3 separate regions of the Homo sapiens genome follow, and regions 2 and 3 are each linked to region 1. The links are chromatin loops, found by intact Hi-C in ENCODE. Cell type or tissue: endothelial cell of umbilical vein. All regions are shown on one strand. Links, peaks and the distances in the headings refer to the core of each region. The heading gives the core; the rest is flanking DNA.

What was found. Peaks named below come from ENCODE experiments on the same cell type or tissue, not always from the same donor. Only the 100,000 strongest peaks of a DNase experiment are listed, where the experiment ranks them.
Region 2: it touches region 1 in a loop (12-fold over the local background); 17 of 110 quality-filtered maps call a loop at or near these places.
Region 3: it touches region 1 in a loop (17-fold over the local background); 106 of 110 quality-filtered maps call a loop at or near these places.

What each region holds. Positions count from the first base shown.
Region 1 is chr4:86,891,873-86,899,908 of GRCh38, reverse strand. It overlaps C4orf36 (chromosome 4 open reading frame 36), which reads left to right and starts at 7,487. Exons shown (of 5, transcript NM_144645.4): 1 at 7,487-7,726. RefSeq lists an enhancer at 7,090-7,745 and silencers at 7,266-7,805, 8,016-8,036. In endothelial cell of umbilical vein, for the core only: a CTCF peak has its summit at 3,979 (motif pointing right); DNase peaks (open chromatin) are centred at 3,998 and 5,258; H3K27ac peaks cover 496 bases.
Region 2 is chr4:86,518,586-86,526,621 of GRCh38, reverse strand. It overlaps a transcript of MAPK10 not described here. Among named protein-coding and RNA genes, the nearest start is that of MIR4452, 20 kb to the left of the region's middle. In endothelial cell of umbilical vein, for the core only: no CTCF peak of the experiment used is centred there; no DNase peak of the experiment used is centred there; H3K27me3 peaks cover 419 bases.
Region 3 is chr4:86,491,968-86,500,003 of GRCh38, reverse strand. It overlaps a transcript of MAPK10 not described here. Among named protein-coding and RNA genes, the nearest start is that of MIR4452, 47 kb to the left of the region's middle. RefSeq lists an enhancer at 1,221-1,330. In endothelial cell of umbilical vein, for the core only: a CTCF peak has its summit at 3,714 (motif pointing left); a DNase peak (open chromatin) is centred at 3,713.

The sequences.
Region 1 (8,036 bases), core at 1,846-6,845:
TTTGCAAAATGTAAAGCATTTTCTGGAATTTGAAGTATTATTCTGAACATGTCCAGTTTCATGAAATTTTATTTATTTGAGACAGGGGCTCGCTCTATTTCCCATGCTGGACTGCAGAGGCACTATCTTGGCTCACAGCAACTTCTGTCTCTCAGGCTCAAGTGATCTTCCCACCTCAGCCTCCTGAGTAGCTGGGACTACAGGCAGGCACCACCATGTTTGGCTAATATGTATATATTTTTAGATTTTCTGTAGAGACAAGGTCTCATATTTCCCAGGCAGGTCTCAAACTCCTGGACTTCAGCAATCTGTCCACCACTGCCTCTTGAAAGTGCTGGGATCACAGGAGTGAGCCACTGTGCCTGGCACTGCCTGAAATTTAGAATGGAATACCAGATTTAGAAACTGAGTAGACTCTATAAGACTACTTAAATACATTTTAGAGACTTTCCTTAACATTGGGATAGACGTAAGCTTGTTCTGGCATTATTTTAATTTTTAAATGTTATTATTTTATTTATTTTGTCTTTCTTTCTACAACTCTTGGTTCTGTGGGGATTTCTGGCATTATTTTATCTCTTTTTTCATTTCTCAAATGTGCAATATATAATTAAAAGCACAGAGATTGCAATGTCTACTAATGAACTGCAGGGGTGTCCTTTGACTTATTGTTGGTACTTTGAAACTAAGAAGCTGAGAAAGAATTAATAATTTGTTTTAGAGGAGCGAGCAGACAAAAAAAAATTGAGTAAAATCCTCAGACAGATTTATCATTAGGAGGTCAGTGCTTCAGCGAGAGAAGTTCTGTATTTATTTTTGAGACAGGGTCTCACTCTCAGTCTGTTGACCAGGTACAGTGGCACAATCGTGGCTCACTGCAGCCTTGACCTCCTGGGCTCAAGTGATCCTCCCACCTCAGTCTCCCAAAGTGCTGGGATTACAGGTATGAGCCACTGTGCCTGGCAGGTTCAGATTTCTTGAATTTCGTGATTAGACTTTCTATCAGAGCACTCGGCCTCTTGTTCTGGCCTCCATTTCCTCAGGAAGAGTTCAGTTGAATGGGATTTTAAATTTTTATTTTTACTTTTAGAGACAGGGACTTGCTATGTTGCCCAGGCTGAAGGGCAGTGGCTGTTCACAGGTGCGATCATAGAGCACCACCTCCTGGAACTCCTGGGCTCAAACAATTCTCTCGCCTCAGTCTGCTGAGTAGTGGGGATTATAGGTGTTCCATTTATAATATATTTTAAAAGCCAATAAAATGTGACTCAAAAATAATATTTATAATTAGAGATCTTATCTCAGTTTTCTAATTTCTCCTAGTTTCAAACTAATGATATACTCTTTTTATTCTTTTAATTATTTATTTAAAAAAATAGAGAAGGGTTTTACCATGTTGCCCAGCCTGGTCTCGAACTCCTGGGCTCAAGCCATCTGCCCACGTTGGCCTCCCAAAGTGCTGGGATTACAGGTGTGAGCCCCAGCACCTGGCCCAATGATATATTTTTATTTATTTAGAGACAGATACTTGCTCTGTCACCCAGACTGGGGGCCAGTGGCATGATCTCGGCTCACTGCAACCTCTGCCTCCTGGGCTCAAGCGATTCTTGTGTCTCAGCTTCCCAAGTAGCTGGGACTACAGGCACGTGCCATCACACCTGGCTAATTTTTGTATTTTTAGTAGAGACGGGGTTTCACCATGTTGGCCAGGCTGGTCTTGATCCCCTGGCCTCAAGTGATCTACCCACCTTGGCTTCCTAATGTGCTGGGATTACAGGCGTGAGCCACTTTGGCTGGCCTCTGTGATATACTTTTAAAGCAACATTATAAGTCAGCATGAAATTGAAACTTCAATTGAACTGAAGCAGGTAAATCCTTTGCTTTAATTAGTACTTTATAGGGTGACGTTGTAACAGCCTAAAGGTCTCATGTATTAAGATATGTAAGGAAATACTTTTTTTTCCTATACTTAGAACTAATGCTTTGTGCTTGCCTGAGGGAGGAATTCAAATGTAGTTGTCAGGGGCTGAGCTTTCCTGGTATAAGCTGCTCCGTGGCAGATGCAGGTTTGGTGGTGCCAGCCTGAGAACCAGCCAGGGATTCCCACTACTCCAGCTCTGCAGAGGATCCTAGGCTGTAAATCACATGCTATATCTTGGAACAGGAGAATGGATTCTGACCTGCTTTGTCTCCCAAGGAACAGGGCACCTGGAGATTGTGACTTCTGCCTCTAAGAAGAGTAGAGAAGTCTACCACTAGCTGCAGCCATTATTGTCTGTTTTGGTCATGCAATAATGTGTCTAAGGTATAGAAACCCACTCTAGAGCAACCAAAATGGGTGAGTGGATGAATGTTTTTGTAAGGATACAATGGGAGTTTTGTGGATACAGGAACTGTGGCTGGGTGAGAGAATCCAGAGAACTTAAAGGAGGTAGCTCAGGAGTAAAACTGACCTGGGTTCAAATCTGGCTCTACAACTTACTAGTTGTGTAATCATAAACAAGTCACTTTTATAGCCCTTTATGTATGTATGTTTTTTTTCTTTTTTGAGACAGAGTCTCACTCATTCACCCAGGCTGGAGTGCAGTGGTACGATCTCAGCTCACTGCAACCTCCACCTCCCAGGCTCAAGCAATCCTCCCACCTCAGCCTTCTGAGTAGCTGGAACTACAGGTACGTGCCACCACACCCTGCTAATTTTTGTATATTTTGTAGAGATGGGGTTTTGCCATGTTGCTCAGGCTGGTCTTGAACTCCTGAACTCAAGCAATCCACCCACCTTGACCCCCCAAAGTGCTGGGATTACAGGAATGAGCCGCTGTGTCTGGCCATTTTAGAGCCCTTTAAACATTTTTCCCCCTTAACTGTACTAGGGAAAGTATTAGTTTCTTCCCCCTTAATCTGTGAGGGTCAGATGCCATGTAAAGTGGCTAAGAATGATGGCTAGCATGGAGTAGGTGGCCAGCAATATACTTTAAAAATGACTCCAGTCCTCTAAGCCTGGCTCATAGGAGACTCATGGGCCATTCCCAGAAATAGAAAAGATAGACAGAGGAGATGATTTAGGGAGTAGGAGATGAATTACATTTTGGTTATGTTGAAATTTTCTTCTGAACAAGATAGTCCAGTAGGAAGTTCCCACAAACGGATACGCATCTAGGAGAGAAGCCAAGGCTGGCTAGAGAATCAGATTTGGGACCCATCCAAGGAGAAATGATAGTTACATTAGTGAGAACAGAGCCACTGAGAGTACTGAGGCAGAACAAATGGACTACGGGAAGACATAAATTTAAGGGCGAGAAGAATGAGAGAAATAAGCAAAGGAGTGGCCAGACAGGTGAGACAATTAGAAACTAGTACAGAAGGGTGGAGAATATTTAGGGCCGTTATTTGGTGATTTTAAAGTTTTTGCAGATGTGTTGTTTTGTCGTTATCCTAGAATTGGTGTCATTACTAGAGAGTTTTATAATAGTCATTAGAAAACTGTAAGCTGCATTTGTGATTTACACATTAAGTTAAAAGAAAGAAAATGTCACTTTTTGAAATGAGAATGACGATACACATACATATATACATGTATGTCATGAGAAATTATATTTGAAAAGGGTAGTTGCGTAACTGTTTTCAAATGTGTAATCTAAAACCTTGCCCTAATTATAGTCCTGGGAGAATATGTAGTGCAGTGTGATGAGGACGGCACAAAAATTAGAATAAGGCAGTCTGGGTTCAAATCCTGTAACCTTAGAAAAGTTATTCGTGGTTGAGGTGCCTCCATTTTTTCTTCTCTAATATTCCTAAAATCCCACCACTAAATTAATAGTAGCATTTATTGTGTGATAATTGAGACAATGTATATGAAATACATTCACCAGTACTCAAAACATAGTAAATGACTGTAAAGTTACCACACTATTATTGTTTCTGTGTTAGGTGTTGATCTTTTGCATTCCTTCTTGTGCTTTAGTGTTAACACTAGGTGGCAGCAATGCTCTCTTAACCAATTAAAAGGATACTTGCTTACTTTCTGGCATAGAAGAGATGGGTGAAGCCTTACCTAATAGAAAGATGTGTGTAGGACGCCAGCAAAGCAGGGGGGAAAAAGATGAATAGAGATAGCAATAGAGATAGGTATAGAGACATCAATAGAGATAGAGATAGAAATAGAGGGAAAGAGGGAGAGAGAGGGGAAGAAATTGTAGAAAGAATTTGATATTTCAAAAGGATATACTGAAATAGTCATTGTGAGAAAAACCAGATCTCTTTTGGACATCCACCTTCTAGAAAATTGTATTATTTTAAAATACATGTGGGGAAGTGGCAGAGGCCATGTATTTTTTTGTGTTGACAATGTTAAGGATCTTAAGTCGTCCTGGATGGCAAATGTCTGTAAAGTGTAATGTGTTTTACTGTTCATTTTAATTTTAGTATTAATCTTAATTATAAAAAGATGAGCATTTTCCTCTATATAAAACATTCCTTCTACAATAAGATATTTAGTGGTATCTATTGCTGTCTAATGCTATCTATTGTTGTGTAACCATTATCCCAAAAGTTGGTAGCTTAAAATGAGGAAATAATGATTTTTTTTTTTAATTGAGACAGGGTCTCATTCTGCCACTCAGGCTGGAGTGCAGTCGTGATCATGGCTCACAGCAGCCTCAACCTCCTGGGCTCAAGGGATCCTCCTGCCTCAGCCTCTGGAGTAGTTGGGGCTACAGGTGTGTGCCACCACATCCAGCTAAGTTTTTTTTCTACTTTCTGTAAAGATGGGGTCTCACTATGGTGCCCAGGCTGGTCTTGAACTCCCAGGCTCAAGTGATCCTCCTGTCTCAGCCTGCCGTAGTGTTGAGATTACAGGCATGAGCCACCGTGCCCAACTATGATGAACAGTTATTATCCTATATTTTCTGAGAGCCAGGAATCCTAGGGTGACTTAGCTGGGTGGTTCTGGCTCAGAATTTCTCACGAAGTTTAAGTCAAGACCTCAGCTGGGGCTAAAGTTATCTGAAGGCTTGACTGGGCCTTGAAGCATCTGCTTCCAAGATGGCTTAATCACATAGTTGGTGGCAAAAGCCCTCAATTCCTTATGAATTTCTCCATAAGGCAGCTTGAGTGTCCTTTCAAATGGCAGCCAGTCTCTCCTAGGGTGAGTGACCCAAGAGAGACTGCAAGAAGGAAGCCACAATACCTTTTATGACCTTATCTCAGAAGTCATACACAGTAATGTCCACCATATTTGTTCACAGTGAGTCACACAGGAAATAACTAAATACAATTGTCAGGAATTTTATGCATATGCTGGAAATGGAGTTCCTGTATAAAGAAATCACAGGCTTGACCTCTTCTGGTGTGGCCCTAGACCTATTTCTACAACTATAAAAAGAGAACTTACCATGGAACCATGAGGAACTTCCCTTCTAAGGTGGCTTGTCCCCTATCTGGATATAACCTCAAATAACTTCTCTGTCTCTGTTTTTTCATCTCTAAAATAAAATCACCTAAGAAAGTGCCTTTCAAATTTTTTAGACCCATTGTTAAGGGCTGTACATTGAGCCTGAGCACACACACACGTATGTGTATATGTGTATATATATATGTATATAACAGAAATGAAAGTGCCACAAAATAATACCTTCTTACACTTATCTGTGTGATGTACTCTAATTTTATTCGCCATTCTATGCTAACTCATTTTTAAAAATTCCGGCCAAAGACCGGGCGCGGTGGCTCACGCCTATAATCCCAGCACTTTGGGAGGCCGAGGTGGGCGGATCACGAGGTCAGGAGCTCTAGACCATCCTGGCTAACACGGTGAAACCCCGTCTCTACTAAAAATACAAAAAAATCAGCTGGGCGTGGTGGCGGGCGCCTGTAGTCCCAGCTACTCGAGAGGCTGAGGCAGGAGAATGGCGTGAACCCGGGAGGCAGAGCTTGCAGTGAGCTGAGATGGCGCCACTGCACTCCAGCCTGGGCGACAGAGCGAGACTCCATCTCAATAAATAAATAAATAAATAAATAAATAAATAAATAAATAAATAAATAAAAATTCAGGCCAAAATCTGTAGTACACTGGTCTCACAGTCCATTGAGGGTTTCAACATTCTTTGTGGAAAGAAAACACCCACTGTCACTCCTCGGTGCTCACTTTTCATTGGTGGTAGAGCAGAAATGCTGAAGAGCGAGTGACAGTCCTCACCTTCCAGTTTCTGGGAGGCACAAAAGCACCTTTGAAAGATGGGTCAGCCCTGCGAGCCTACTCTAATCAGAAGGATCAGAAGTTGCTTGTCAGATGGAAAGGTTACTGTGTTTTATCTTTTTTTTTTTTTTGAGATGGAGTCTCTGTTGCCCAGGCTGGAATGCAGTGGCGCCATCTCGGCTCACTGCAACCTCTGCCTCCCGGGTTCAAGCAATTCTCCTGTCTGAGCCTCCTGAATAGCTGGGACGACAGGCGCGCGCCACCTCGCCCAGCTAATTTTTGCATTTTAGTAGAGACAGGGTTTCACCATGTCGGTTGGCCAGGCTGGTCTCGAACCCCTTGACCTCGTGATCTGCCCCTCTCGGCCTCCCAAATTGCTGGGATTACAGGCGTGAGACACGCGCCCGGCCCATCCACCGTGCCTGGCCCATCTGTGTTTATCTTTAAAAGTTGGCTTTGGAACTTGCCATGTGACTCTGGGCAGCCCTTTAACCACCCTGAACTCATTCGTCGGCTCCACAATTGAAATGAGTAGTATCGCTCTTACCTATTTCATAAAGTTGTTTTTAGGCTCACAATCAATTAGGCATTTATCACGTGGCGGAGAATCTCAGGGCAGGATCTTTCATCCTCAGAACAACCCTCTAAGACATAGAGCATTATCCTTGTTTTATAGATGAAGAAATTGATGCTTAGAGCAGTGACATGCGAAATCTTAAGGTTAAATCTTAAGTGGCAGAGCTAGAATTCCAAACCAGTTCTGACATCAAAACCCTCACTCAAAATGGAAATGTAAGCTCGTTTCATTTGACCGTAAGGGGTGGCCATCTGATGTATTCAAATGAAGAAATACGAAATCACCACAGCGTAATAACGGCTTTAGAAATTGATGCTGTCTTGCTCTGAACACGAACACCTAAAATATCACACGTGGGCTTTGAGCTCACTGCCTTCACCCACTGCAGTGTGAGAACGCTGGCAACAGGGCTTCGGTTCCCCAGATGTCAGCAGCCAGGACTGGGTACATTTCTTTAAATGGCGCCCGCAAACGAAGTCCAGATCGCTTGGATGCAGCCCCCTACATTGGAAAGCGTCCTTCCCAGGAAAGGTCTGGCTTACAGCCCTCTCTGGCTGGTTGGCTGGATTCCGAGAGCGCGGCCTGCCCCGGCCCGGTTACCAGAGAGCGGACCCCGCGGGGCGCGTCTCCCGGGCCCGGCGTCCCCTCCCTGGCGGGTGGGGAGGGCCCCACAAAGCCCTTTGTTGAGGCTCCCGTGTGACGCGAGGAGCCCCAGACTCGGCGCCCGCGGCGAGCGGGAAGGAGGCGTGTGCCTGCGGCGCGGCCCCGAGGCGTGTGCGCGGCCATGTGCGCTTAGCGCAGCGCGCTCTTACCTCAGTACCCCGGCCGCGACCCTCCGAGCCCCTGGAGCCCGGGTAACCAGGCCGCCGGCGCCGGCTCGCGGGGACCCGCCACCCTGGAAGCCCCGCGCACACAGCGCATTCCTGGCGAGTCGGAGGCAGGGTGGGGCCCAGGTGTGGGAAGGAGCCGAGGCTGAGGCCGTTCCCTTCTCCGCGGGCTCTGTGGGCGGCCGAGGCCCCCACCCGTCCCGGGAACCAGTTCCTCCCGGGCCCTGCGCGTCCGTCCGGGGAAGGGTAGGGGACTCGCCCCGAATCGGCGTGCAAGGGCGGGGACGCGGGAGTGGTGCTGAGTGTTTTGAATGAGGGAAAACCTGGGAAGGATTGCTCTGCTCAAAGTGCCCGGGCCGGGGCGGGTGGTTCCTGTGCAGGCAGAGCCTTTGGTCGCTCAGCACTGCCACGATCAGACACATTTTGGCGCAGCGGT
Region 2 (8,036 bases), core at 1,451-6,450, 370 kb after region 1:
AAAAGCTAGCAGAAGAAAGGAAATAACTAAAATTGGAGCCAAAGTCCAGGAAATTGGGAACCTAAAATCTATATAAAGTATCACCAAAACCAAAAGTTGCCTCTTTGAAAGGATGAACAAGATCAATAGAATCAATAGACCACTAATTAGATTAACAAAGAAAAGAGAAGGTTCAAATAAGCATGATCAGAAATGACAAATGTGACATCATAACTGATCCCACAGAAGTACAAAAGATCATCAGAGACTATTATGAACACCTCTAGGCGCACAAGCTAGAAAATCTAGAGGGAAATGAATACACTCCTGGAAATGAAACACATGACCTCTCTGGACTGAATCAGGAAGAAATTGAACCCTGAAGAGACCAATATCAAGTTCCAAAATTAGTAATAAAAAAACCTACCATCCCCCTAAAATCCCTGGATAAGATGGATTTACAGCCGAAATCTACCAGATGTACAAAGAATAGCTGGTACCAATTCTACTGAAACTATTCCAAAAACATTGAGAAGGAGGGACTCTTCCTATCTTACTCTGTGAAGCCAGCATCACCCTGATACCAAAATCTGGGAAAGACACATGAAAAAAGAAAGCTGCAGGGCAATATCTATAATGAAGAGAGATGCAAAAATCCTCAACAAAATACCAGGGTTATCTTTTGAAAGCTATTGCCATACAGTAGACATCATCATTTCTCTGTGACCCAGTGAATCTCATTTTAGTGTTTGAAATTCCCCAGAAGCAGATGTTCAGAAAAATCTTCAGATTTTTGCTTTGTAATTTTGAAACTTTGAAACAGCTATTCCTATATTGTCTTACGTTTTGCTTATTCCCTATATTTTGTTTATTCACATAAAATTGGTTTATTCATTGAAGATTAGGTGCTTGTTCAGAGACTAACTTACTTCAGAAAGAATACTCGTAAGTGTTGAGCTCCATTCCTGGCTCCTCTAGTGATTTAAGATTCTGTGTTTATATTGTACAACCTTTATACTCACTTTTCTCCGTTATGAAACTGAATAAAGACAACTTGCTGTCTTCTACTTTGTACAGTGAGGGAAAAGCTTTGTTAGCCAGGAATAACTTTGTTCCAGGTCAAGGGTAGAGGTGGAGAAGTTCACTTGTTTCAGTGACTGGTTTTTAAGACTAGGGTGTGGGTGGGGTTAAAAAAAGTTTTCGCTGGCCTTAGGTCAAATTAAAATCTAGGTAACGTGAATACAAACCTGGGAACCTCCTCACTCTCATCCCTCTAGTCTAAATTGAATTTTAGCACTCTGTATTTGCTTGTGTTTCGTTTTCTTTTTCTTATTTTATTTTTTAATTGAGATGGGGTCTCACTCTGTCACCCAGGCTGGAGTCAGTGGCATGATCTTGGCTCACTGCAGCCTCTGCCTCCAGGGCTCCAGCCACCCTCCCACCTCAGCCTCCCAAGTAGTTGGGACAACAGGAGGGCACCACCACTCCTGGCTAATTTTTTGTATTTTTGGTGGAGACGGGGTTTCGCCATGTTGCCCAGGCTGGTCTCGAACTCGAGCTCAAGCGATCTGCCCGTGTCAGCCTCCCAAAGTGCTGGGTTTACAGGCATGAGCCATCATGCCTGGACTGCTTGTGTTTCTTTATGTCAATGATAATTATTCAGCTTGCTAACGCCTGAAGAATAGAGACTATAAATTATTTTTGCATACTCCACAACACAAACCTGAGTGTTTCATATATGGCAGGTACCAGATATTAGGTTGGTGCAAAAGTCATTGCGGGCTTTTTTTTTTTTTTGCACCAACCTAATTTAAATATTTGTTGAGTGATAGGCTAATGTAGGGTTAATTATCTAATGGATAGGAAACTAAAACAACAGCAGCAGAAGCAAGAACAACAACAACAACTTAAAAAAAACTAATTCAGTAATAGAAAGGGGAGAGAGAGTGTAAATGGCAGTGTTACATGACCAGAAACATGTTTAGGAAGATGAATATGTGCAAAGCTGCCAGATTTAACAAACAAATATACGGGAAACCCTGTATCTTACCTGGCAACCCTAGTATGGTGTTAATGTAGACTCTTTAGAAGACTTGAGAAGGAAGACAATGGAGATAACTAGGAGACTACTGAAATTATTGTGGGAGAAGAAACTTTCTGACAAATACATGTGCAAGAACTGAATTGAGGGCACACTGTGGAGGTAGAATGTACAGGACTTGCTGACTGGATGTGGAAGGTAAGGTAGAAGTGAAATCAAGTGATTACTTCAAGATTTTTAATTTAGATTACTAAGTAGGTGATTGCATAAAAATGATATCCAGAAAGCTAGGAGGAGAGTTAGAGAGTAAAGGGATTATCTTGGTCAATTTTGTGTTACCATAACAGAATATCTGACACTAGGTAATTTATAGAGAAAAAGGTTTATTTTTCTTATGATTCTGATGGCTGTAAAGTTCAAGATTGGGCATCTGCATGATGAGAGCCTCAGTCTCCTTCTACTTCATGGTGGAAGGTGAAGGGGAGCTTGTACGTGCAACGATCACATTGCAAAAGAGGAAGCAAGAGAAAGGGTGGGAAAAGCGGCAGGCTCTTTTTAACAACCAGCTCTCTTGGGAACTAATGGAATGGGAACTCACTCACCCTTGAAGGAGGATATTAATCTGTTCATGTAGGATCCACTCCCATGACCCAAACACCTCCCATTAGGCCCCACCTCCAACATTGGTGATCAGATTCCAACATGAGGTTTGGAGGGGACAAACATCTAAGCCAAGCGTAGATAGAGAAAGAAAATGAGTTCAATGTAAACATTTTTGAATTTGCCAGATGAAATAACCATCGGATATTTAGAGATATAGATTTAGAGCCTTTGAGAGATTTGGTAAATACAGACATATGATTGCCTTTAAAGGACTCTGGAAAGTAGGGGTAGATTTTGCTGGAATGCCAGGTGGTTGATCCAGGGTGAAGACATGTATCTCCTGAAGCTGAATTTGGATCAAGAAACGGAAGAGCCAAATGTATATAAATGTTCCCTTGAACAGTGGTGTATATATTAGTGTAATTTCACAATGGTGATGTAAATCCGAGTATAACAGAGAAGTGATGAAGCAAGAAAATTTCCCCTTAACTCTTGCAGAACTTTACCACAGTGGAAACTTACCAGAATCTCTGATGGTTTTGCCTTTGGTATGGGGAATAAAGGGCAAGAGATAAATTTGAATAGGCAGTGCTGTTGCTCCTGCTTAAAGCACTCCTGGAACTCTTAGCCAGGTATTTGTAGCCAGATGTATTCTTGGATAGCTCTATTAAAGACTTATAGTAGGAGGATATGTGTATGGCAGGGATTGGGGATGGGGGTCAGTGTGTTCCACAAATCCATAACCCTCCTGTAATGCTGCTGTGCTGCTCAATAAATATTTATTGAAAAAAAGTGAATGAAAGAGTGAATATTGAATAAATAGCTAGAGATATACCTATTAATAAACATAAAGGTAATAATAATAAAGGTATTAATAATATCAATATAAGTGTAGTAGAATGAATGATATGAAAAATTAGAAATTAATTATTTCCCATGAGTCTTTAGATGTCTAAGGAACTTATGTTGCAAAAGGACACAAACTGGAGAACAGTCCAAAAAAATGTATTTCTAGCCCTGTCACATGCTTTTTCCTGCATATAGCAACAAATTCTGTGTGTGGTAGTGCTGGCATTTTTCCTCCCATGAGGATGCATAGAATGTCAGCACCTGTTTACAGTTGCTGTAACAACTGTAAGTCACAATGGCTTTTCCATGTGAAGAGGGAGGAACAAAGTGGGGAGAGTTGGATAAAAATATGTATGAACAGGTGCATGAATCAAATAAGTCCCCAGAGGTAGAAAAAGAGGATCTATGTGTAGCTTCTCACACAGATCACTCCTCCTATCTGTAGTCAGCAAATGGATTTTGATAACCTGAGAACAAAATTAGAATGGAAGGATTTAGGTGGGGAACAAAAAGAACCAGAACCAACGAAATAAGAGCACAGCCTCTACCAAGAATACAACAAAACAGGAGAATTTTTTTTTTTAAGTTTAAATGTTTGGAGCTCCATCTTCTGGTTATGAAGCGGGATAGAATTGAAATGCACTATTAATCATAAAAGCTAAAATGTATCAATAGGAACTGTGTTAAACGTATCATCTCATTTAATTTATCTGCCCTGCCAAATAAACTACCAACTCTTGAACATGAAAATTAAGGTAGTTCATATTCTAGCTCCAACCTCGTTTCATCATTCATTTAACAAGCTTATACTAGAGCCTAATAGGCAAACAGTATTATGTTTTACATGTCTGGGCTTTCTGGGAAGTACAAACCCATCATTCTTGACACCTACTTTCAAGGAGTGACTCTTTAATTGCCATCAAAACACATAATGAGAAAAATGCCACAAGACAGCCAAAAAACTGAGTTTCCAAAGTGTGATAGAGGGATAAGTCAGACTCTGAACACACACCCCACTGGGGAACCTGAAAATCTAGATCATGGGAAAAGGAGTTAACCTTACCTAGAGCTGAAATGGATTTAGGGACCCAGGTGAAATATAAAAGTAGAAGAAGCAGTGTGAAGAGCCCTGTAGGCACTCCCAGTCCCCAGCTCAACCCAGGGAAGCCATTCCTGGCCTAATCTCACAGAGGTCCTTGGGGAAGGGAAGGCAGCCAGCAGAACTGGGGAGGGACCACAGGGTGAAGGAAGCTCCCAGCTGAACTTTGTAATAATTTCAACTGAGCACAAATTTTCCTGACCACAATTGGTGGTGGTAGGGGGATGGTGAATGGGAAGTGCCGATACAAGTATACAAGCCACAGCTGATGGCGTGGGCAGGCAGGAAGCAGCAAAGCCTGAGAGCCCTGTGTGCTTTCTCAGTGGGGAGGATTGTAGCCTGGGGCAAGATCTCAGCCCTGCCCACCAGCTGCCTATATATAAACTCAGTGTGGTTGGGGGGCATAGTGGGAGTGAGACTGGCCTTAGTGGCTGCATAGGAGCTGGGTGATGTCTGTCACTGCTAGCTTTCCCCTACCTCCCTGGTGGCCTGTATGATGCAGCAGAGGCAGCCATAATCCCCCTGGGAACATAACCCCATTGGCCTGAGAACCACCCCCATCCCCGACAGTGGCCACAACAAGCCTCACCCAGAAAGAATCTGAGCTCAGACCCACCTAACCCTGCCCTGACCTGATGGCTTTTCTCTACCTGCCCTGGTAGCTGAAGACAAAAGACAAAAACTCTTGGGAGCTCTATGCTCTATGGCCCTACCCATTGCCTGAGAAACCCAAGTACTCATTCTGGCCAACATAGGGTAAGATTATATCCCCCTTCTACTAGATGCTGTCTTGAAAGCACCATCTCCTGGCTGGAGGCCAACCAACTCAATACATTACAGCAAGTCAGAACAACCCTGCTCCAAAGAAGGAGAAAACAACAGCTAATTCCACTGCCTGCAACAACCTGGCTAACCAGAGGTCCTGAGCCTGTCCACATGAAAGCTTCACTGCTAGCATAACCAGCATTTGAGAAAACAAGTACACTAAACAAAATTACAACAAAGGACTTTCACAGAGTCCACTTCATTCCCTTGCCACCTCCACCAGACCGGGTGCTGGTATGTATGGCTGGGAGAGCTGAAGATGGATCACATCACATGACTCTTTGCAGACATTTTCCAGCATGAGCCAGGAATCCAGTAGCCCCATTGGGTGACTAGACCCCGAAGGGCAATAACAATCACTGCAGTCTGGCTGTCAGGAAACCCCATCCCTAGGGGAAGGGGGAGAGCACCACATCAAGGGATCACCATGTGGGATGAAAGAATCTGAACAGCAGCCCTTGAGTTCCAGAATCTTCCACTGAAAAAGTCTATCCAAATAAGAAGGAGCCAAAAAGTAACTGTTCATATGACAAAACGAGATTCTATCACACCCCCAAAAGATCGCATTAGCTCTCCAGCTATGGCTTCAAACCAAGAAGAAATCTCTGAATTGCCAGATAAAAAGTTCAGAAGATTGATTATTAAGCTACTCAAGGAGGCACTAGAGAGAGATGAAAACCAACTTAAAGAAATTAAAAAAAAATACAGGATATGGATGAAAAAGCCTCCAGTGAAACAGATATCATAAAGAACAGACAATCACAACTTACGGAAATGAAAGACACCCTTAGAGAAATGCAAAATACACTGGAAAATTTCAACAATAGAATCAAACAAGTAGAAGAAAGAACTTCAGAACTTGAAGACAAGGCTTTCAAGTTAATTCAATTCAACAATGACAAAGAAAAAGCAAAAAAATTGAACAAAGCCTCCAAAAAATTTGGGATTATGTTAAACAACCAAACATAAGAATAATTGGTGTTCCACGGAAGAAGATAAATCTAAAAGTTTGGAAAGCTTATTTGAGGGAATAATCGAGGAAAACTTCCCTGGTTTTGCTAGAGATCTAGACATCCAAATATAAGAAGCTTAAAGAACACCCAGGAAATTCATTGCAGAAAGATTATAACCTAGGCACATAGTCATCAGGTTACCTAAAGTCAGAATAAAGAAAAGAATCTTAAGAGCTGTGAGGCAAAAGCATCAGGTAACTTATAAAGGAAAACCTGTCAGATTAACAGCAGATTTCTCATCAGAAACCCTGCAAACTAGAAGAGATTGGGGTCCTATCTTTAGCCTCCTTAAACAAAATAATTATTAGCTAGGAATTTTGTATCCAGCTAAACTAAGCTTCATAAATGAAGGAAAGATACAGTCTTTTTCAGTCAAACAAATCCTGAGAGAATTTGCCTCTATCAAGCCAGTACTACAAGAAATGCTAAAGGGAGTACTAAATCTTGAAATAAAACCTCAAAATACCCCAAAATGGAACTTCTTTAAAGCATAAATCTCACAAGACGTACAAAACAATAACACACACACACACAAAATGAGGTATTCAGGCAACAACTAGCATGATGAATAGAACATTACCTCACATTTCAATACTAACGATGGCCTAAATGCTCCACTTAAAAGATGCTGAATGGCAGAATGGATAAGAATTCACCAACCAAATATCTGCTGTCTTCAAGAGACTCACCTAATACATAAGGACTCACATAAACTTAAGGTAAAGGGGTGGAAAAATATATTCCGTGCAAATGGAAACCACAAGTCATCAGGAGTAGCTATTATTAGACAAAACAGACTTAAAGTCTGTTAAAAACAACAACAGTTTAAAAAGACGCAGAGGGACATTATATAATGATAAAAGGATTAGTCCAACAGGAAAATATCACATTCCTTAATATATATGCACATAACATTGGGGCTTTCAAGTTTATAAAACAATTACTACTAGACGTAAGAAATAAGATAGATGCCAACACAATAATAGTGGAGGACTTCGATACTCCACTGAAAGCACTAGACAAATAATCAAGACAGAAAGTCAACAAAGAAACAGTGGACTTAAACTATACCCTAGAATAAATGGACTTAACAGATATTTATAGAACATTCTACCCAACAGCTGCAGAATATACATTCTTCTCTTCAGCACATGGAACATTCTCCAAGAGATGCCATATGATAGGCTGCAAAACAAGTCTCAGTAAATTAAAAAAATCGAAATTATATCAAGTACACTCTCAGACCACAGTGGAATAAAATTGGAAACTAACTCCAAAAGGAACCCTCAAAACTATACAAATACATGGAAATGAAATAATCTGCTCCTGAATGATGTTTGGGTCAACAATGAAATCAAGATGTAAATTAAAAAATTATTTGAACTGAACAATAATAGTGACACAGCCTATCAAAACCTCTGAGATACAGAAAAAGTGATGCTAAGAGGAAAGTTCATAACATTAAATGCCTACGTTAAAAAGTCTAAAAGAGCACAAATAGACAATCTAAGCTCACATCTCAAAGAACTAGAGAAACAAGAACAAACCAAACCCAAGCCCAGCAGAAGAAAAAAAAAAAAACAAAGATCAGAGCAGAACTAAATGAAATTGAAACCAAAAAAATACA
Region 3 (8,036 bases), core at 1,451-6,450, 400 kb after region 1:
AGCTCTAAAGTGGTATCAGTGACTCAGGCGCTTTTAGTTTTCTTCGCCATCCATAGCATGTGATTTCCATCCCCAAGGTTTTCACGTGGTCCAAGATGGTTGCTGGGATCCCAGACAGACATCATATATGTCTTCTAATCAGGGAGGAAGCAGAAAGGACAAAAAGACATACTTCAGCTGTTTGTCTTAAGGAGCTTTCTCTAAAGGCCCACTTACTGTTTACCAACCATCCCTATCTGCAGGAGAGATTGGCAAATGCAGTCCTTTAGCTGGATACATCACTACTTGGAATAAAATTAAAGTTCTTAAAGTTCTATCATTAAGGAAAAAGAAGAGAATAGATGTTGTGTAGGTGACTAGTTGTCTTAGCTATAGCAAGCAAGCAAAATCAACGATTAAAGCAAAAAACAAATCCTCTTTGGATAGTGCATTATATGGTTTGTCTTTTTGTCTAATTGATATTGACTGAACAATATACACATTTCCAGTGTGTTTCGTGACCTGGAGGCACTGCCTATGGGTGTGTATGTGTGGCCCTGGCAAGAAAATAACCGAACCAACAAGTGCATCAGCAGAATTGTCTGGAAATGTTCTTGCTGTGTTACTCCCCACCCTGTTTTTGGTCATGCACTGAAGTCAAGGTTCCTGGTGTGCTTGCAACTTAGCTGCTGGTAGTTAAAGTTAGGCAGGTCCAGGGCAGTGTAAATCTCCTCTGAACTGTTTGATTGTGATAATCTGGAATATAAAGCTACTTTTCCTTTTGTATAACTTTTTATCCTGTGCTCTATATGAGTGTGTGTCTCTGTGTGTGTTATCCTGAGGTTTGCATACTCCTTACTCCCCAGACACTGATTTTGGGAGGAGTTTGAAAGCATAGTAATGGCTTACTTGCTTGAAAGAAGTATTTCATTTAACACAATTGTAATCGCAAAAGGATGTGAATATTAACTTATGATTCTCTATAATTGGATGTGGCTTTTAAAAAGCAAATGATCCATTCCACATTTGAACTAAACCTATGGTCAGGTGAGCTTTAAGAAGAGAGGTTAATTTGGAGACACAGTCTGAAACAGTGCATGTTTCAGTACTTCACAAATATTAAGAACTTTGTTATTTTACTTTCTTTGAGTGCCACTTTGGTGTTCCACAACTACATCTATACAGATAAACAAGGGTCTGAAGGAAAGGAAAAGGGCTGTTAAGGTTAGCTATAAATGATGTTTGGCGATTAGGGTCCCTCTAGTGGTAGCTAGCTTAAATACGCTTAGGCAGCAACAGAGTGGTGTACCCTACATATTTGTGGTGGTGACCCACGGTTTATAAAGCCACCTCAATTTAATTCTAAATTCTTATTATAGCAGTGCTGTTATGAGTCAACTCTCACTAAAAATTTTTAGTATTTTGTTTTCTTAATGTAGATTTGGGAGCTTGTGGATAATTGTCTTAATGATCCTAGTCTCCTTTGTTTCTGTGTGTGTGGACTTCCACTTTCTTCTTATCTAAAAGCCACAACCAGTCACTTTTCAGGGCACTCAGTTTGATGAAGTTTTAAGAGTCTCCAAAATGATGGCTCTGTTGTTACTCCTTGTGTTTGGCATATAACTAGAGTTAGATAAAATAATCAAACCGATGAAGATCAAAATGTCAGGTTTATTATCAATAAAAGTGATATTGAAGAATGTGGCTCAGTTGTGTGGTAACAGTAGGTTTCCTAGGACTGCACCAGAAATAGCCATTTTTCTGGTTGCCTGCCAGGCCTTGCTCTGCAGGGTTAGTCCCTTTTACATAAAGTGACACATAATTTGTTGTGCAAACCAAGACACTTTTGAGAGTCGAAGGGATGAAATGCCAGGACTGTCCTGAAAACTGTGGCATAAGGCCACTGACTTTTATCTCATGACAGCAGCCAAAACAGAAAGCACATTGTCTTCAGGCAGACAGATCCCTGAGAGAAAGGGCAGAAAGGAGCTTAGCTCAGCATGCTCAGTTGCTTCTCCCTAACACACCAATTAGATAAATAAATTCTTTACCCTTGAAGAGAAGTAAGGGATGGTCCAAGAAGCCAGTTGTGCTCATGGAAAATCCATCCATAGATTCCATAGTGGTATGGAATGGAGGGTTTTCTAATCAACCCTGCTCCTAATATTTGCACAGCCAGAGTGGGGTGCTCTAGGCATAGGGACTGAGGAGTGGAGTGCAAGTGCTGATTGTTAGCGTATCTTCTCAACTTCATATTTAATGATATGATGCTTGCTTGGTACACTCGAAATTGGCCATGGTGGGAGTTTTGGCAAACTACAAACCAGGGCTTTCTTTCCTCCTTTCCAGAAGAGCTGGTTGTTAAAAAATCATCAGCACACCACTTAGCCCTGGACAGATTTTATTTCTGCTGGGTTTTATGGCTTAGACTTGCCACTGCCCCCACCAGCTGGGAAAGATGTCTGTGATCAGTGATCATAGGTACATTTGTTATTGCCATGAAAAACTCCAACCTCAGCACCTTCTATATGCCTCATAGGGCTGCACTCCATTGGTCCTACTTCCCATGGCCTCAACAGCTGCAGTGTAGTGTGTGCTCTGAGTCTTCTGACCTGGCAGAGCCAAGGAGCCTGAGGATAGGTTTTCCATTTGGCACTGAGACTGGCCATTCAGTGCATGCCCGCATAGTTCCTTGCCAAGTCTACGGAAATGGAAAGCATAAGTGTGACTTTGATGCTTTTAGAATCTTCCAGGCATTGACAATGAGAAACAGGATTGTTCATAGGGGAAGTGAAATTCCTGACAATAGCCTCATCAGTAGAACCATAAAGTACCTGAGTTTTAGAAGTTAGAAGCACTGAATTTGAGTCCTGTTTATGTGAAATATAACTAAACTTTGTAAACAAATTTTTATTGTTTGGAGTGTTGGTTTCTTATAAAGCAGGAAAAATACTCTCCCATAAAAATAAAGTTTTGAGGATAGAATGAAATAGCATGTGAAAATGAGTTATAAATCTTAAAGAGCTAGGTTAATGTAAAGCATAAGCATTATAAGGAATGTGCATATTTTGTGGCAAAAGAGAGATTAGTTAGTGCCGACATTTTAGCTAATTATTTGCAGGATGGGAGGCAGAACTGGATTATCTGGATTATCTATAAAGCTGACTAAGCGTGTGCTTAGCCCTCCAGCAAAGGAGTATTGAGTAATGTTTTTTGTTGGGTGGGGGGGGAATTAAATATTTCTCCTCTAACTCACCAGAAAAAATTAATTGTCATCGGAAAATAGAAATTTGTTGGATTTCTTTATGCTTGTTTTATAGTTTATTGCTTTAAAATTGTAATTTGTAAGGGAGTTGGGGTACTGCATTCTTAAAAAGCACTTAGAATCTCTAAAAAAACTTAACCTAGTCACCATGACATAGTCCCCTTGTATTCTTGTACCTTTCAATGCCTTGAAAAGATCTGGGGTGAAGGAGGACTTCAGGGGTACCTGTTGTATCATGTACTTTGTATAGGCCACAAAAGGGCTGTATTTTTCCTTTGCATTATAGGCAGATTCCAAATACAAAATTAATTTAGTGTGAAGCTTCCTAGTAAAACACAAAATAAATGATATGTAATATTGAATAAGAACTATGTTTGATATTTTAAAAAGAACTTAAAAATGGAAATCTTCCAGGTTCAGGCCAATTTTTTATGTTTGGGTTTTTCAAATGCATATTGGCCTCCCTCTAGTGGTAGCTGAGGCAAACTGAACCAAAACCCGGGGCACAAAGCTCGTCTCTGAATCAAAAATAGAGTTTTCAACATCTAAGTCTCTATTTTAATGGCTGGAAAGCATGTAGCTAATATCAGGTTTTGCATTATTTAGATCCTTGGGTTAATTTGAAGTTGTTGTCCCTATAGCATTTGGGCTTTTTTGAACTTTTCTTGTGTTTATTTTTGGTTAATGGAGTGTGTATGTTGTTTTCCACAAAAATGAAGCCCTTTGTTCACTTTTAAATTTCAAATTTTTGATGTTTATGTAATATCTTCTGGCATGAATTATAGAAAAAATGTGTTAATAAGTTTTTGGTAAAACTTGAGATTATTCTTATAGTTTTTTTGGGTAAAAATTAATATATGCAAAAAAATTCAGCCTGGATCCGATGATGACTCTAGATTTAGCTAGCAATTTTCAGAAAACCCAAAGGATGGACAAACATGTTAAAATACCAAGGAGATGTAATCAGTCAGTCAAACTCAGACTGAGAAAGTTCATAGGACATAAAAGCACATTTTTTCAACAAATACATTGCAAGAGGGGGAAAAAGGGAGAGGAAAATGGAACATGAAAATTAAAAGATATTTAAAATACAATAATAATTTACCATATCTCATCTTTGTTTGGATGCTGATTAAATAAGCACCATGGAAAACCCCTATTTGTAATATTTATGAGACAATTAAAATGTCGACACTAAATGTTTGATATTATTAAGGAATTATTTTTAGATGTGATAATGATATTTCAGTTGTGTTAGTTTTGTTATAAAGACAAGCTATTGCATTTTAGAGATTCATCCTGAAATATTTATAAGGGAAATTATATGATATCTAGGATTTCCTTCAAAATAGTCTCAAGGGAAGGGATAGATGGAGGTGTGGATAGGCCAGATTGGCCATGGGCTTGGTACTGGATGGTTATCTGGGAATTCATGATACTATTTTATCTACTTTTGAGTATGTTTAAAATTCTCCATAATAAAACATTTAAAATACCAATAAATTGGTTATAGTACCTTTAATAACAGCTATGTAAATAAATGCCTCCCATCTTACCATATCATTAAACATCATTGTTTTATGGACTACATCCTCAACCCAAGCCAAACTCGCTTTAGGCCTCATGTTGGAGGTATACCCTAAACTTGTTGGAGCAGCCCTGAAAAGTCTGGCTCTGTCTGAAGTGATTTGTTGGACTTCTAAGAAATTGTGTTAGTTTTTTCTGGACCTTAATTCTAATATAAACCAAAAGGCCAAGGTTTCTTAGGGAAGACACCATGAAATAAGCTCGGGTTATCCAACTCCTTAAGATTGAATCAAGATCAACTTAAGGAAAAGTGAGCAAATATTTAGTTATTGATACATAAAATATGTGAAGCTTTTTTTTTTTTTTTTTTTTTTTTTTTTTTTTTTTTTTGAGACGGAGTCTCTCTCTGTCGCCCAGGCTGGAGTGCAGTGGCACGATCTCAGCTCACTGCAAGCTCCGCCTCCCAGGTTCACGCCATTCTCCTGCCTCAGCCTCCTGAGTAGCTGGGACTGCAGGCACCCGCCACCACGGCCAGCTAGTTTTTTGTATTTTCAGTAGAGACGGGGTTTCCATGTTGGCCAGGATGGTCTCAATCTCTTGACCTCGTGATCCGCCCGCCTCAGCCTCCCAAAGTGCTGGGATTACGGGTGTGAGCCACCACGCCCAGCCGTGAAGCATTTTTGAAGTTAGAGTAATGGTGACAAAGAACAAGCCAGTCATGGATCCCAGTATTCACACTCCCTTAGCTCCAGGTTTTAAGTCTTCTCATACAGATATCCCCTCCAGCTCTTTTCCCTTCTCCTGACCATGGCCTTCTGCCTTATCTCAGCCCATGTGGAACGCCAGTCCCCTCCTGTTCCAAGGAGGCTGAGTGTTGCATTGTTTACCTAGAGTTTCCCTGGATTCTTGCTCTGAACATGCTGTCCATGTGGACCCAGAGTACTGCTGTCCTGCCAGACTTCCACTGCCCCTTTCTGGTGAAATACTCCTTCTCCCTACTCACAAACATGGAAGATTGTACCTCGCTGCATCCTCTTGTTGATCTGAAATAAGGATTTTAAATCTAGTGAATAGCTGGTATAGGCTACATGTCCATTACTAAGCTGCATGGAGAAAGAAGCCAGAGAACTTGGAAAGAGAAGTTGCAAGTTCCATCTACTGACAGATGATATCCCAATGCCTAAACTTTTAAGGTCTACTTTCATCTTACATAGAAGCTGAAGGTATAGGAGCATAGGGAAAACCTCCCTGCCCTGAAATTTCTCTCCTTCCTAGATATTACAGTGCCTTTAATATTCCCAGTGGAAATCATGTGGGGTAGGAGATGGCTGGGCTGTCTCTCAGGAAAGAAAGGCTTAAGACTTTACCTTCTCTTGGGTATTGGAAAAAGAAAGGTAGAAGGGACCACAAACACATATACATGCTCTTTTTTTAAAACATTAACAATTTAAAAACCTCCAGGCAAGCAGGGATGCTGATAAAACTATCTGTGTCTTCATCAACCATAGCAACCATTCACAGGGAGATTCTTAGAACTAAAGAGAAAAGCATGAGGAAGTGGGGTTTCCTAACCATAGGGCTTCCTTCCAGGCAGGGTAGGAGTGAAGGGGGAGGGTGAGCTAAATGTGCTAAGGCCCAAAATGACAGAAAGGCTGTCCTGAAGGTTATCACATCTGAAGCAGCCAGAAGCCAATTTCAAAGTGGAGTAGATTCTAGAATCCAGGACAAAGTAAAGACAGCCCAAATTAAATCTAAAAACAAATGGAGAAAGGGAAATGCAATAAAGAAAAGGATCTAGAATAACTACCTAGAATATACGAGAGACCTTTTAAAATTTGCTTTTCTGTGTGCAGATAAATTAATCTAGCATAAGGAGTTAAGATCGACTGAACAAATAATAACTTACTAGGACACCCCTGATAAAAGAAAAACTTCAGCCAAATTAAATTTAAAGGAGTTTAATTGAGCAATGAACGATTCGCAAATCAGGCAGTCCTCAGAATCACAGCAGATTCACAGAGACTCCAGGGGTGCCTTCTGGTGAGAACAAATTTATAGACAAAAAAAGTGACGTACAGGAATCGGAAGTGAGGTACAGAAACAGTGAGATTGGTTACAACTCAGCGTTTGCCTTATTTGAACGCAGTTTGAACATTCAGCAGTCTATGAATGGTTGAAGTATGGCCACTGGGATTGGCTAACACTCAGCTCTTGTCACAGGTGCATACTACTAAGTTAGGTTTTCAATTTTGTCTGACTATTAAGCTAGGTTACAGTTCATCCACAAGGACTCAAATATAGAATTACGGAGTCCTTCTCAGGCCATATTTAGTTTGCTTTAACACCCCTCATACATACCATTCATTTTTAAATTACAGTTTTTGGGTGCCTTCATTTCCAGAAGTAATAGGTATTGTCAGCATATTTCCCAAACCCAAAAGCAAAACATACAGTCCTACAGTGAGTCCAAATTTTTTAAAAATCAAGGTCACCTTGGGAAATTTCATCCACCATGGTAATTTTAGATCAGGAGAACATATACCGTTATTGAGCACCTGCTATGCTCCCAGAACTTTGTTAAATATTTTACATTAATTATCTCATTTAATCTCCACCCTGGGAAATAAGCAAAAATTATTCTCACTTTACAAATACGAAAACTAAGGCCTACTGAAATCAAGTGACTTGCCAAGGTCATAGAGCTCACATGTATGATGGTGCAAGAATTTGAACTCACGGAGTCTAGCTCCAAAGCCTAGACACTGAAACCATTTTGCTGCAGAACTAACAAGGATAGAGGAATATTTTTATTTGGCAAGAAGAATAGGGAATGTGTATTCTATTCATACAGGATGCCCAAGCATCAGATATTTACTTAGGGAAGGGAAAAGGAGAACAGAAAGAATTGTCCACAGCTCCTGAGTTAAATGCTTCATAAAACCCTGCTTTTCCTGTACTGAATTGTCTGCTGGTGTTACAGGATCCTAACTCTTATCATTCCTTCTCGAGACCTACCTTCTGGGTAACTGCTATTTTAGCATTGCACCTTGAATCTGAAGACAGTATTCTTACTTCTCTTACCCTTAGAAAAAACTCACATACTCCAATTTTGAGAACAAATTTAGTCATTTCATATCTGAATGTCTAAATCAAACTTCTCTACTGTTATTAAGAAAAAGCAGAGGTGCTAGTTATTAACAAACCGCTGTCTGCAGAAAAATTGAATGAAGTAACCTATTCATTGGGACTATATCATTTTTTTCTT